2 separate regions of the Homo sapiens genome follow, and region 1 is linked to region 2. A link is a contact called in ENCODE Hi-C or POLR2A ChIA-PET data. All regions are on one chromosome and are shown on one strand. Each heading gives the region's core, a stretch centred on a gene start or an enhancer-like site at or near the end of the contact. The rest is flanking DNA. Distances are from core to core; before and after follow the strand shown. Region 1 overlaps LINC02615 (long intergenic non-protein coding RNA 2615). Region 2 holds the start of LINC03140 (long intergenic non-protein coding RNA 3140).

Region 1 (6,601 bases), core at 549-3,048, 120 kb after region 2:
GAGAATCTGTCTTTGGATTAAAATGCAAGCTTGAGACCTTATTAAGGAAGACTTGACTATAACAAGGAGACTGGTATCTAACTCAGCCACTCCCCTCCCTCAGCCTAGTCCAAACCAAGCTGCGCTATGCAAAATACATGGCATCATGGTTCAAATGAAGGATCTGTACCTCTTTCCCCAAGTTTCTGGAATCATTGAAGATTGAGTGTAAATTATCACTCTTATGTGTATTCTCCAAGCTTCATGACTGCTTTCTTGTAAAGAAGAAAAGAGGTTCCTTTCTCTCTTCCTAGAGTCTGAGCAACTCACCAGGGTAGTACCCTGACAGCAGGATATCCAGCATCGTTGAGCCTTCCTTTGTATGGGGAAAGGGACAATATGTCAAATTTGGTGTCTACCACATCCACGGTCCTCCTGAAGGGAACAACCATGCCCATAGCCCAGGCTGGGGGACAGCCCTGCACAGGTCTAAAAGTGACTCAAAGGTGGCCAAGCAGAGCCTAACTCATCCCCTGGGAGATGGCCTGGCCTCCAAAGCTCTGTCCAGACAGGAAGAATGCAATTAACTCAGCCAATGAGTCTCTCTTCCCTTCCTCCTTCCCTTCCCCCTCCACACTTCCCTCAAAATTAACCAGGAAATACAGGGAAAATAGTCTCTGAATTGTTAGTGGGACCAGAAGCTAAAAAGATGTACCCAGAGAGCAGGTGCCATGTAGGAAAGCTATGGGACAGAGGGTATGAGGGTGTCAAGGTCAAGACTAAGCTGAAGAAATGAGTTAAGGAAAAGGTACACAGAGTTGAAGGTGAGGCCAAGCAGCCGTAGTGGTGTACACAGAGGCCAAGTCCCTGTGCTGGATAGGATGGGGATAGGCCCACAGCTGAGCTGTGCTGGACCCTAGACTGTTGCTGAGCCCAGCTCCAGCCTCCTGTGGCATTTTGCACACTACTTACCCATGAGAGTCCTGTCTCTAACCCCCAACAGCTGCCAATAACCCCCAACAGCAAGGCTGCCTCAGTGTATTCCAGCTCTTGCCCTCACACTTCCTAGCATGACGAGGGCCAGTTTCCACAGATAGTTGGACAGTGGCCAGGCTAGACCAGCCCTGACACTCCTTCACCCATGTCACCAGATGCTTCTCATATCAGGCACATGACACCTAGCACGTAAGGTTATATTGCTCCTTATTGTTCAGGGTTTGATGCGATCTCAACAGCTATTTGTTGTGTAAAATATTTTTAGCATGAGATTTCTATGTGTATGGGGGACCTGGAGGAACAGTTAGGGAAGAAGAGAATTATCCTAGCAGCCGACTGTGTCACATTCTTGATGATGTGGTCAGTGCCCTGCCCACATACATGCTCAAAAAATAATTGTCAATAATGCCGTCTTCATCCCACCTTCCTGTGTTTATAAAAGACAAGTGCAGAGAATTGAAAATGAGGTCTCAGGGGATCCCAGGCAATTGAAACTCTTCCTTCCTCCCTCAGGGAGTGAATCAGAGAACACGTAAGTGCACTCATGTGGTCTTCATAGAGAGATACTGCACAGGGCAGTAGATTTCAGGGAGGAAAAGAAAAGAAAAACCTTTTCAAGTCCATTTAAAACAATCCATGCAGCTGTTTCCTGAACTCTTCCAGAAGAACTGAAATACAAAACGCTACCTCTTCCCTCCATCACCTCCCCCCCACCTCCGCCCTCCTAACTGGCTTTCAGGTGACGCAATGATGAGACCTCTGCGGTGAGCTCTCATCTGGAGGGATGCAGAAAGCCAACGGAGCATGGGGTGCTGCCACCTCTTGGATGTTCATAGCCAAAGCAAGTCTCTGTCCCAGAAAGGATGTATTTCGGTGATATTATGAAATGTTAACGGGCAATCTGTTCTGAAATAATTGCTCAGTGTGTTGGCCTCCTTTTCCATTTTAGAATTTCAAAGGCATTGCAGGCCGAAAGCAGTGCCAGCCTGTTAGTGGTACCTACACTGATTAAATCCAGCCCATCATAACCACAGCTACACAAAAGCTCTTTTTCCCAATTAATGAAATGCAATTAATGGTATCATTGAAAAACTCCTGCCACTTCAATTTAAAGCTATTTAGAGCTTCAATTTAGAACTGTGTGCATATTTTAGAACATGCTTTTTTTTTTTTTTTTTTTTTTTTTTTAGCTGACACGATTAACAGCACCTAATTTCTGGGATACGCCCAAGTTTCAGTAGGGGAAAAAAAGAATGTTTACCAGAAACATACACAATAATAATGGCCTCCTTTCCCTTCCTTTCCTAAACACACAAACACACACACACACACACACAGAGGCTCACACACGTGCAACCCAGTTCAGTTCCAGTTATTCAACTGTTACAATGTCTCCCTCCCTTGTGGAAAACCTGATAGGTCTATGTTGGAAATATCTAGGGTGCTCTGATGTAGGATACAAATTCCAAGGCCTTTATTGCATGATGGTCCTTTTGAAATATTTATATTGATCGGCCCAGTTCCTGAGAGGAAATAGGTTGTTTCTCTTATTCTCCCAGGTATAGGTCATTTGAGCAGTTGGGCTGTCATTTTTTTAATCTCCACATTTCCCTAAGGATAGTGAGAGGATGATTTAAACGGCAACATTAGCTGCTTTAGGCTAGATTTTCAAAGCTACACCAGGGGAGTTAAAAGCCCAAATCCTGTTATTGTTACAGGATTAATGCACAGAAATCCCAGAATACCACTTTGGAATTGTAGCCAAGGAATATTATTTTAATGTACTATGTGTTATTTTTAGACTCAGATATAGCCCAATTATCAGCTGGTGTATCAAAAATGAGACAAGACAGATAGCTGTCTTGTCTTTAATCCAAAATTCCAATGATGTTTTTGGTGTTTGTGTTTTCTCACCCCTTAGAAATCTGGATATTTGGAGGAAAAAGGTAAAAGATAGAAACTACAGCAGCTACCTCCTACCTGCTTGGTTGCTATAGAGGCTGCTTCTTAGAGTACTGGTTCTATAGAATATTTTAGCACGGTTTTCCCCTCCCCCACCCAGGGGAGGCAGGTGGTAGGAAAAGGAGGTATTGAATCAGGGGTCATCTTGACCATACTGCAAAAAGCTACAAATCAACCACAGCACACTCATGATTTCAAGGCAGCAAGTCAGGGCTCCTTTCTTCAGTTATTTTTATTTCTGCTTTTATACATCTTAGATTGTTGTTCAAAAATAACCAGCTGTAAAAGGTCTTCCAGTTGCTTCCAAGCTGCCCTGTGGACATCAACCAACATTTATTGATTCTCTACATCCCTGCTGTTGGGTTTTATTAAACTGGGCTTGTCTTTCCTTTGGCCCCTGAGTAATTGCATAGGTTGGAGATGGCCAAATCACTGTCTCTCAGCTAACCCTAGTCTGTGAGAACTCCTGCCTTTCTGTTAGTCAAGAACTACTATGCCAGTAGTTCCTCTCACTGACTTCCAAGATTCCAGAGTATCTTCCATTATCTCAAAAGTTATTGTATCATCCTAAAAAGGACAAGCATGTTTGCACAGATCTGTTTCTGTGTGGGGTAAGTTAGGAGGGGGTGTATTCCCACTTCAATAAACTCACAGTTTCACTATGTCATCAACGAGGGTTTCACTTGGAAGTCTCCCTATGTTTGGCCACCACGAACTCACAGATCGCAGAGCCCTCTCAGCAGACAGAAATGAACCCTTTTTGAACCACCAGCAACCAGGAGCTCTGACCTTGCTTTTCAGAGCAGTTGTGAGAAGGATTAAGTAACATTTTAAGAAGCACTTACCACAGAACTTGGCACCTTGTAGGCTTCCCTGAGTTAAGGAAGCAGCACAAACAATTTAAAAAATTCTTTTATATTTATGTGTATTTTTCAATTTGCAAAATTATTTTTGTACATGATCTCACCAGCAATACAATGATGAGCCTTGCTAATGCCTATGGCAGGTACTCAATGTGTGTTTAACGTGGAGCTGACTCAAGTTACATGTCAGCTTTTCCCATGTAGTTTGTACATAGAGTTTGGGCTACAAATAGGACTGGAATGAAATTCTCCATTTCAGTTTCTGGGGCATCGTCTATATCATAACCACTATTCATCTATATTTATTCATCTCTGAAACAGAAGTTATTGAATCCTAGACCCTCAAAAACCAGAAGAGTACTCCCAGTTATATATTTTAAAATTATAAAAATAGATTAACAACTCATGAGAATTATTATATTCTTATAATACATAAAATATAATTTTTATATTTAATAATATAAATACTAATTACTACTACCATCTACTATTGGTATAACACAATAAATTAGGCACTACTATATACATATATATATATACATATATAATGAACAGTTCTTCCTCTCAGTAAATACTCATTGAAGAACTACTAGGATGCTGTATACACCTATAGTTTACCAAGAATAAAACTTACTGGCACCTAGCACAGTAGCATACCTAATATTTTGTACTTTCACATCATAGTCGTGGAATAAATGCATACATGAATGAACACGATGAGTCACTAAAGATAAATGTGTCAGTAGGTGCAAGTACTAAAGTCTGAGAACTTGCCCCATCTGTGAAATGAGAGGACTAACGCTGCATTGGAGGATCATTATAAGGACAAGTGTGACAATATACATCGGATGGTGGCAGGCAGCTTCTAAAGTGGCTCCCAATGATTCCTGCCTTCTGGTTTTCATGCCCTGGGTAAGCCCCTGCCCGTAAATGTGAACTGGTGACGTGCTTCTACAAATAGAATATGGCAAAGGTGATGAGATGTCACTTCTGTGATTAGGTTACAAAAGACTGTGACTTCATTCGTGCTGGTGCTCTCTCTTGGGACTGAAGGAGACCTCCAACCAACAGCCTGTGAGAAACTGGGGCCTTAGTCTCACAGCCCTCAAAGAATTGAATCATGCCAAATACCTCATGATTGGAAGCAAGTCCTCCCCTAGTCTAGCCTGGAGATGACTACAGCCCTGGGTAAGATCTTGAGAGAGGCCTTGAAGCAGAAGACTCAGTCAAGCCATGTCAGGATTCCTGACCCACAGACACTGGGACATAATAAACCTTTTAACGCACTAAGTTTTGGATAATTTGTTATGCAGCGATAGGTAACTAATACAAGGACCTACTGTAGCATGTGCATTTTGAAGTGTGTGATAGAGAGAAGCCATAATATTTTATAGTGGGGTTATAAATTATAGTGGGCTTACCTACAAGACTAGAGTTTTTTCATGCTAGCACAGTTAATCATAAAGGCTCTCCCTTACTAAGAAGAAGAGCCAACCAGTTAGTCAGTGGAAAGGAATGATGGGACCCATTCTGCTGGTGATCTCCTCAGCTAATACCAGGGGCTAGTCCTGTGCAGCAACCAGCACTAAACCGCAGGGATGAAAGAATGTCTTCATATACAACTGGTGGGCAAAGATGCAGTTGAATTCATCCCTGTTGAGCAGGGGTTGAAATGGCAGTGGTCTCCTGGAACCATTTCTGTGAAACAAATTGGGGCACATGGTTGTTTAGTGTGAACCCTGGCCTTGCATAAATTAAATGATTCTCTCGGCAGTCCTTTTTTGAACTGTTCCCATTGCCTGCTGTAGACAGTTGGCTCTAAATCCATTTTACAGAAGCACTTTCTGTTCCTTGGATAAAAGGAAGTACATAAATTTCAAGTGCCATATTACCATACATGCATGGTTCTGTTTGGGCACAAGCACGTTGTTCTTATCATAAATTCTGACTCAGAATGAGAGCTCAGGATTTACCATCTCACTCTTTATAGTTACAAGATCGACTAAACTGATTACAAGAAGAAATATGTAAGCTTTGAAACTGTTCACACCAGTGATGTGGCTCAGTAGCTTATAAAAGTGGCAAATAACAGCAAGCCAAAAGAAGGATATTTCAGGAAAGATGGAGCTCTTAAAAACACAGGGTTGGTCGTGTTCATAACCCAGACGCTGATGTTGCTCTTTGGAGCCTGGGATACTCTTTCCACTGCCTATTGTTGGACCATGGTCCTTGGAAACATGGGTTTACTCCACTGTAAGTCCTTCCTCCAACACACTAAAATTTCTAAGACCTCTCTCAGGGAGCTGACATGGCCGTAAGTGAGGGGCAGTCAGCCTGAAAGATGGAATGTTCTTATATCTTCTAAGGCTTCAGCTCTTGATTGTGTGTGCACGTGTGTGTGTGTGTGTGGTGTGGTGTGTGTGAAAATGTTGGTTTGATGTGGTTGTTTTGGGCAGTCAAGAGGGGTCTAGAGCCCCATGACAGGCTTCTTTCTGTCCTCGTCCAGTACTTGAGGCAGGATAGTGCAGCCATTAGAATGGAAGGTAGTGTAGGCAGATCACAAGGATATGAATCCCAGGCTCACTATTTACTAGCTGTGAGACCTTTAACACATTATTTAAATTCTTTGAGCTTCAGTTTCCTCACATGAAAACTAGAAATGATATTACCCCTCTCACAAGATTGAGATGAAGATTAAATGTGATAATCTATATAAAGCAACATTGTGCCTGACACATAGTAAACACAATGTAAATGTTAATGTTTATAATAATCTTGTTCTTTATGTTGTTAATCCTCTT
Region 2 (5,670 bases), core at 153-2,652:
CCAACTGTCCAAGGTCAGCAAAATGCACAGCATGTTCTGTTTGATGGCCCCAGGCAGAAAGCCACAGCATTCAAACTATTAATATCTCCTGACCTTTCAACTTACAAATAGAAGCATCCTTGTGGTCATTTTTTTTTCCTGTATATCCCTGAAAAACTAAGGATCTAGGGTTTAAGATAAGAAATACTTAATTTAATTTAATTTAATTAGTTTTTAACCACAATCCTGGGCTTTTATATAAAAGCACACTGTTTATTTCTTTTTTCCTTTTGAGATAGGGTCTCACTCTGTCGCTCAGGCTGGTGTACAATGGTGCGATCTGGGCTCACTGCAACCTCTGCAGCCTGGGCTCAAATGATCCTCCTGCCTCAACTTCCCAAGCACCAGGGACTACAGGCATGCGCCACCATGCCTGGCTAATTGTTGTATTTTGTGTAAAGACAGAGTTTCTCCATGTTGCCCAGGCTGGTCTCGAACTCATGGACTCAAATGATCTGCCTGCCTTAGCCTCCCAAAGTGCTGAGATTACAGACATGAGGTACCGTGCCTGACCACTGTTTATTTGTTTCATAAAATTTTCTTAAACACCAATTATGTGCAAGTTACCATGCCAGGCCTCTGGGAAACAAAGATGAATCAGTCAGATGTACCTGCAAGGAGCTTATGGTCTAACTGGGGAGAAGAAATACAGCAAAATACTATAACATAGGGTAAAAAGTAAGAAGTACCACAAGAGAAGCACAGACAAGATGATTTGGGGGTTCCAAAAAAATAGATTATTAAATTTTGTGGGCTGGCAGCAGAGAGGAAGGAATTGGTAATTAATCTGAGAAGATGACATTTGAGCTTGCTCTTGATGGACAGAATTTAAAATGTAGAGAGGAGATGTAAGTGCAGACATTTCAGATTGAGGAAAGAGCATAATTAAGGGCATGGAGGTCAGAAAACATGGGGTAATAAAAAAAGGTTCAAGTAGTTCAGTTTAGTTAGAGAACATGGTATATGAATTTAAAAAATCACTGAACTAAAATCAGAAAATTACTTTGAGACCAAATCTAGAGGGCTATTAACACCAGATGATAGAGTATGGACTCTATTTTACAGACAGTGGGAGCCCGCTGAAGGGAAATGCCACATTCAACTTATGCTTCAGTGTCGGATTCCATTGGAAAGGGGGCGGTGACTGGAAGTGAGGACACCAACCCATCAGGCGTGCTCTCATTTAGTTTTCTAGCGGAAAAAAAAAAAAAAGCCTGAAGCAAGGATTAAAGTACTGACATTTTATTTGGGAAGCACAAGCCCAGGCCAGGGAAGCTGCAGAAAAAGGAAAAAAGGGAAGTGAGTATAGGAAACAATGCACAGTCATGCCTTGCACAACTGGCTTCTGCTTCGGGATGAGCCATTGGCTGATGAGGCATGGGAGGCTCAGCAGGTCTGTTCCCTTGGCATGTGGGACATCTTGCAGTGGATGCAGGGAGGGACCATGCCTCTAGCATTCTCTGGGAAGAATAAAGGAGAAGTTTATCTTCCCACCTACCTCCCATTGCCTGTTTTTCATTGGTCAAAACTTGTCCCACTAGGAATTAACTCCTTCACATTTCCAAGTTTATATCATATGACTGCTCCAACTACATGGGACCCCAAACCCCAAACCTGATGTATGTATAGTGTTCCTGTTTCATCCAAGCCTGGAAATGAGGGGAAGAGCCAGAACCTCTAGGTGAGTACTAGGTGGCTTGGCAGTGTGTGTGTGTGTGTGTGTGTGTGTGTGTGTGTGTGTGGTTGAGGGGTGGAGAGTTAAGGGGACTTCTAAGGTAAGTCCCTGATTAGTCCCAGCCAGTTGAACTGTGTTGGGCAGGTATGGTGGTTGAGTAGTTGAAGGTCCTAGAAGTGGACAGTGGCCACAGTGTCTAAGGAGGCACAGAAGATTTGTGTTGAGATAATGATTCAAGAGAAAAGAAGGACCCTTCATACTTCAGTCAGAGAAGAATTCTTTTGGTGGGCTATCATGCTCTTGGGTTAAATTCTTTTCTCTGTAACATTATTTAGAAAATCGCCTCCCTCTCAACAATGAAGACTGAGTACCACTGGCTTACAGATATTTCTGTATATTATCTGAGTTAGTAGAGTTTGAGTATCACATTTCTTTCCTTCCAATTCTATGATTTGTCATCATAAAGTTTTGGCATACGCAGCCCAGTCTTTGGAAGAGGGGTTGAGAATTGTGTAATATCAGGTTTAGCATTATAAAGTAACATCTATCATCTGAAGATGAGACTATAAACACCAGTCTGGACATAATAGAGCATGCTTAGCCCACTTGTTTGGAACTACAAGGAAAATAAGGTCATACAAAAGAGCCCTCTGCCCTTAAAAAAGAATTCTCAATTGCAAATCACTTCTGAGTACCAGTGGGGAAATGCAGTCATTTATTCTCAAGACTGAAAAGAGAAAGGAGACCTTTTTATCACTTTGTGTGTGTGTGTGTGTGTGTGTGTGTGTGTGTGTGTGAGAGAGAGAGAGAGAGAGACAGAAAGAAAGAGCAGGAGAGAGAGAGAGACAGAGAGAGAGAATATGTGTGTGTGTTACCTACCTAAAGCTAATGGTAGCCAATTTTTTCCTTTTTTTCTTGGAATTTTTTTCTTAATCTAAAACAGGCTTGGTGCTCTGGAAAAAGAATTAGAATTGCATTCAAATAGTCAGGCTTCAAGTTGCTTCTGCCTCTGTGTGAAGCAAATAGTAACAACTCACTTCGAAACTCAGGCTCCTGGACTGTAAATGAGGATAATGATACTCACCCTACCAACCTCAGGGACTGTTCTAAGAGCAAAATGAAATGAGACTGAGCTCTGAAAATGCTTAAATGCTTTTCAAAGTAGAGTGATCGTGCTTTCTGTAGCATCAAAACAGTCCTCTATAAATGGGCAAAGTCAAGGCATGGACTGGATCTGACAACAGAGAATGGCTTGAGGGCTGGAAAAAGAAAAAAATGCAAATGCCCCAAATCTCTGCTTCCCTTACAGTGTGGAAATCGCCCCATAACACACTGCACCAGGTAGGGTTAAATTGATCCCAAATGTTTCAGGAATTTTTAATGCCCTTCGAAGAGACATTTCCAATTCTTCATCTGCCCAAAGTAATGCTGCTAACCTACTATCTGTCAGTTTCCTCAGTGCTTTGAAGATTTTTCTAAAGTCATCTGACTTGGTTTCCCTTTGATTTCAAATTCCTGCTTATTATATGTATGACCTTGAGCCTTTTTAACTCATCTGAGCCTCTCTGTTTCCTCATCTATAAATTGTGAATAAGAAGACGTTACTGTAGGATTATTAGAAACTTTAGAAATAATACTTTTAATACCAGCATAGTGCCTGATCCATAGGCATCCAGGACATGCCAGCTAAGATCATTGATTATTGTTGTCGTTTTTAGTATCATACAGTAGAAAGAACAACATCTTTGAAACCAGACAATCCCGCATTTAAATCAGCTCTGTCACTTACGAAACGTGTAATCCTGAATAACTGAAGAAAACTTTTTGAAGTTCAATTTTGAGATAATGATGGATGATTTCAGACTTTGTGAGAATTTCAGAGGTATCGGCAGTAGGTTGAATGGTGAACCCTCCAAAAGATATATCTATGTTCCAAACTCAGAATCTGTGAATGTGACATTATTTGGGAAAAGGGGGTTTTGCAGATATAATTAAGTTAAGCATCCTGAGATGAGATCATCCTGGATTTTCTAGATAGGGCCTAAAGCCAATAATGAGTGTCTAAGACAGAAGAAGACACAAAGAAGAAGAGACGGGAATGTGGTCACAGAGGCAGAGACTGGAGCAATGCAGCCACAAGCCAAGGAACACCTGGACCCACCAGAAGCTGGAAGAGGAAAGAAGGGATTTCTTTTTCTTCTAGAGCCTTGGGAGGGAGCATGGCCCTGCTGACAACTTATTTTCAGACTTCTAGATTCTAGAACTATCAGATAATAAATTTATATTGTTTTAAGCCACTATGTTTGTGGTGATTTGTTCTAGCAGTCCTAGGAAACCAATGCAGTATTTAATACAGAGTGCCCGGTACAATGTTGGCATGTGACAAGCACTCAGCAAATGGTAGTTGCATAGTGAGTTCTCCTCCTGTCCCCACTACCTCCTCAATGAGTAAATGCCTGAACAAATCCATAGGCAGCCATCTGAGAGCCTGACTCCAGGGAGCAGGGGGTACAGTTAGCCTCAGCCCATGCTAAAATAGAAGCCTGACCTTAGTTTGGTTAATGCCACACTCTACCACAGGCAATTGACACCAGGGCTCTCCCATTTTATAATAGCGCAGATCCAGTCTCATTATGCATTAAAGAGTTTGTTCCCCTAAAACTCTTACTGCCCCCAAAGGTTTAGAATTTAAAAATAACATCGACAATCTCTGTTCAAAAAAAGTGAACAATATACTTAAACGTTCTTCTTGTAACAATAGCCTGCCTCTTCCTGAAGTGCTATAAAAATTCAGGGAGCAACTTCACCCAGTTGTGAGAGATAAAAGAATAGCAACTAAAACGGGCAGTCAGACCAAGGCAGGGGGGCAGCCTGTTGTCTCTGGGTTGAAAACCATCCTGAATGCTAAAAGAAATCACTCTAAAGAGGGGTGTGTGGGTGCATATTGACAGACTTCAGAAGCTGAGGTTTCTGAGTTTAGCCTCCTGAATGAAGCAGGACTTTTGACATACTACCCCCTGGGGCCGCTGCCTTAGGTGTGATGCTATTGGAGCCAAGGATCTGTCTATGATGGGGTCCAAAATTTACACACCACGGATGAGATGGAGCAAACATGTGGAGCTTTTTTTTTTTTTAATGTTTCTATAACAGATTCCAGCTTCCTTGTGAATCCACATCCTGTAGGGCAATTGTTATAGCGAACCTTTATACAGTGATTGCTGTGTGTCCTGGCACTCTTTTCAGTGCTTGAGATATATTAACCATTTAATCCTTACACTTCCTAGGAGGAAGTACTATCAGGATCCCCATTTAGAAGATGAGCAGCGAGTGACAGAGATTTAAGTTATTTGCCCAAGACCACATAGCTAGCAAACAGTGCCAATTCAAGAGCAGGTCATCTGACTCAAGACTTTATGCTCTTTGTCACTATACTAAACTGTGGGAAATAGAATTAAACTTGCCAATTAACATGATCTGCCCATCTCAGGTTTACACTTTCAAATGAAATCAATTTCTTTTGAGTAAATGCTCAGTCAGGTCCTCACACTTATGGGAGAGGGGCTTCTGGTGGCTGTACTGGTCCCTGAGCAGTGGGTGGACATCTACTGCTGGGAAGCTCTGTAGTCTGTTCTCAGTTGGTCTCTTTCCCTGGCTGGTCTCTGGCCTTGGCAGCATCCTGCCTCTGGCTGCCTCATGCCACGAGACGGTGGTCACGAGTGTCCATCGGGGCCCCTCTTCCACAGGTATTGGACATACCCCCACAGGTCCCCTTCTGCTGGCATTGAGCGTCCTGTGGACCCTCACCCCAGCCATCCACTGCCCCAGCTTTGGCACTCAGTACCTTTAGCTGGCCGAGCAGGCTTTTGGTCTTCTCTCTAGGCCCACCAGAAACCCAGGAGTCCTTGCAAAGCCAACCTCGGCTCCCAGGAAAAGAAAAGGACTACCTTTATCCTTTC

What was found. A loop is a pair of places that touch in the nucleus more often than their neighbours do. ChIA-PET counts read pairs that join two places held with the same protein, here RNA polymerase II (POLR2A). Pooled maps may share reads with other maps.
Region 1: a loop to region 2 is called in a map of endothelial cell of umbilical vein, with 6 times the contacts of the local background. The contact joins the enhancer-like site here to the promoter of LINC03140 in region 2. A Hi-C loop is called at or near these places in 69 of 168 maps with a recorded cell type or tissue (A673, Caco-2, Calu3 and 42 more), 37 of 37 single-sample maps with no recorded cell type and 43 of 50 pooled maps. POLR2A ChIA-PET finds 5 or more read pairs at or near these places in 13 of 52 experiments (A549, AG04449, AG04450 and 10 more).

The regions. Positions count from the first base shown.
Region 1 is chr4:128,449,633-128,456,233 of GRCh38, reverse strand. The region is part of intron 1 of LINC02615 (long intergenic non-protein coding RNA 2615); the gene reads right to left. Among named protein-coding and RNA genes, the nearest start is that of LINC02615, 25 kb to the right of the region's middle. Within about 2 kb of position 1,798, at least 5 of the 41 ENCODE cell types and tissues checked have a DNase peak (open chromatin) inside an H3K27ac peak, as active enhancers do; they include adrenal gland, dorsolateral prefrontal cortex, endothelial cell of umbilical vein and 1 more, where a contact is called at or near this core.
Region 2 is chr4:128,566,275-128,571,944 of GRCh38, reverse strand. It overlaps LINC03140 (long intergenic non-protein coding RNA 3140), which reads left to right and starts at 1,402. Exons shown (of 2, transcript XR_007058268.1): 1 at 1,402-1,720; 2 at 2,658-4,012. RefSeq lists enhancers at 4,981-5,481, 5,482-5,670.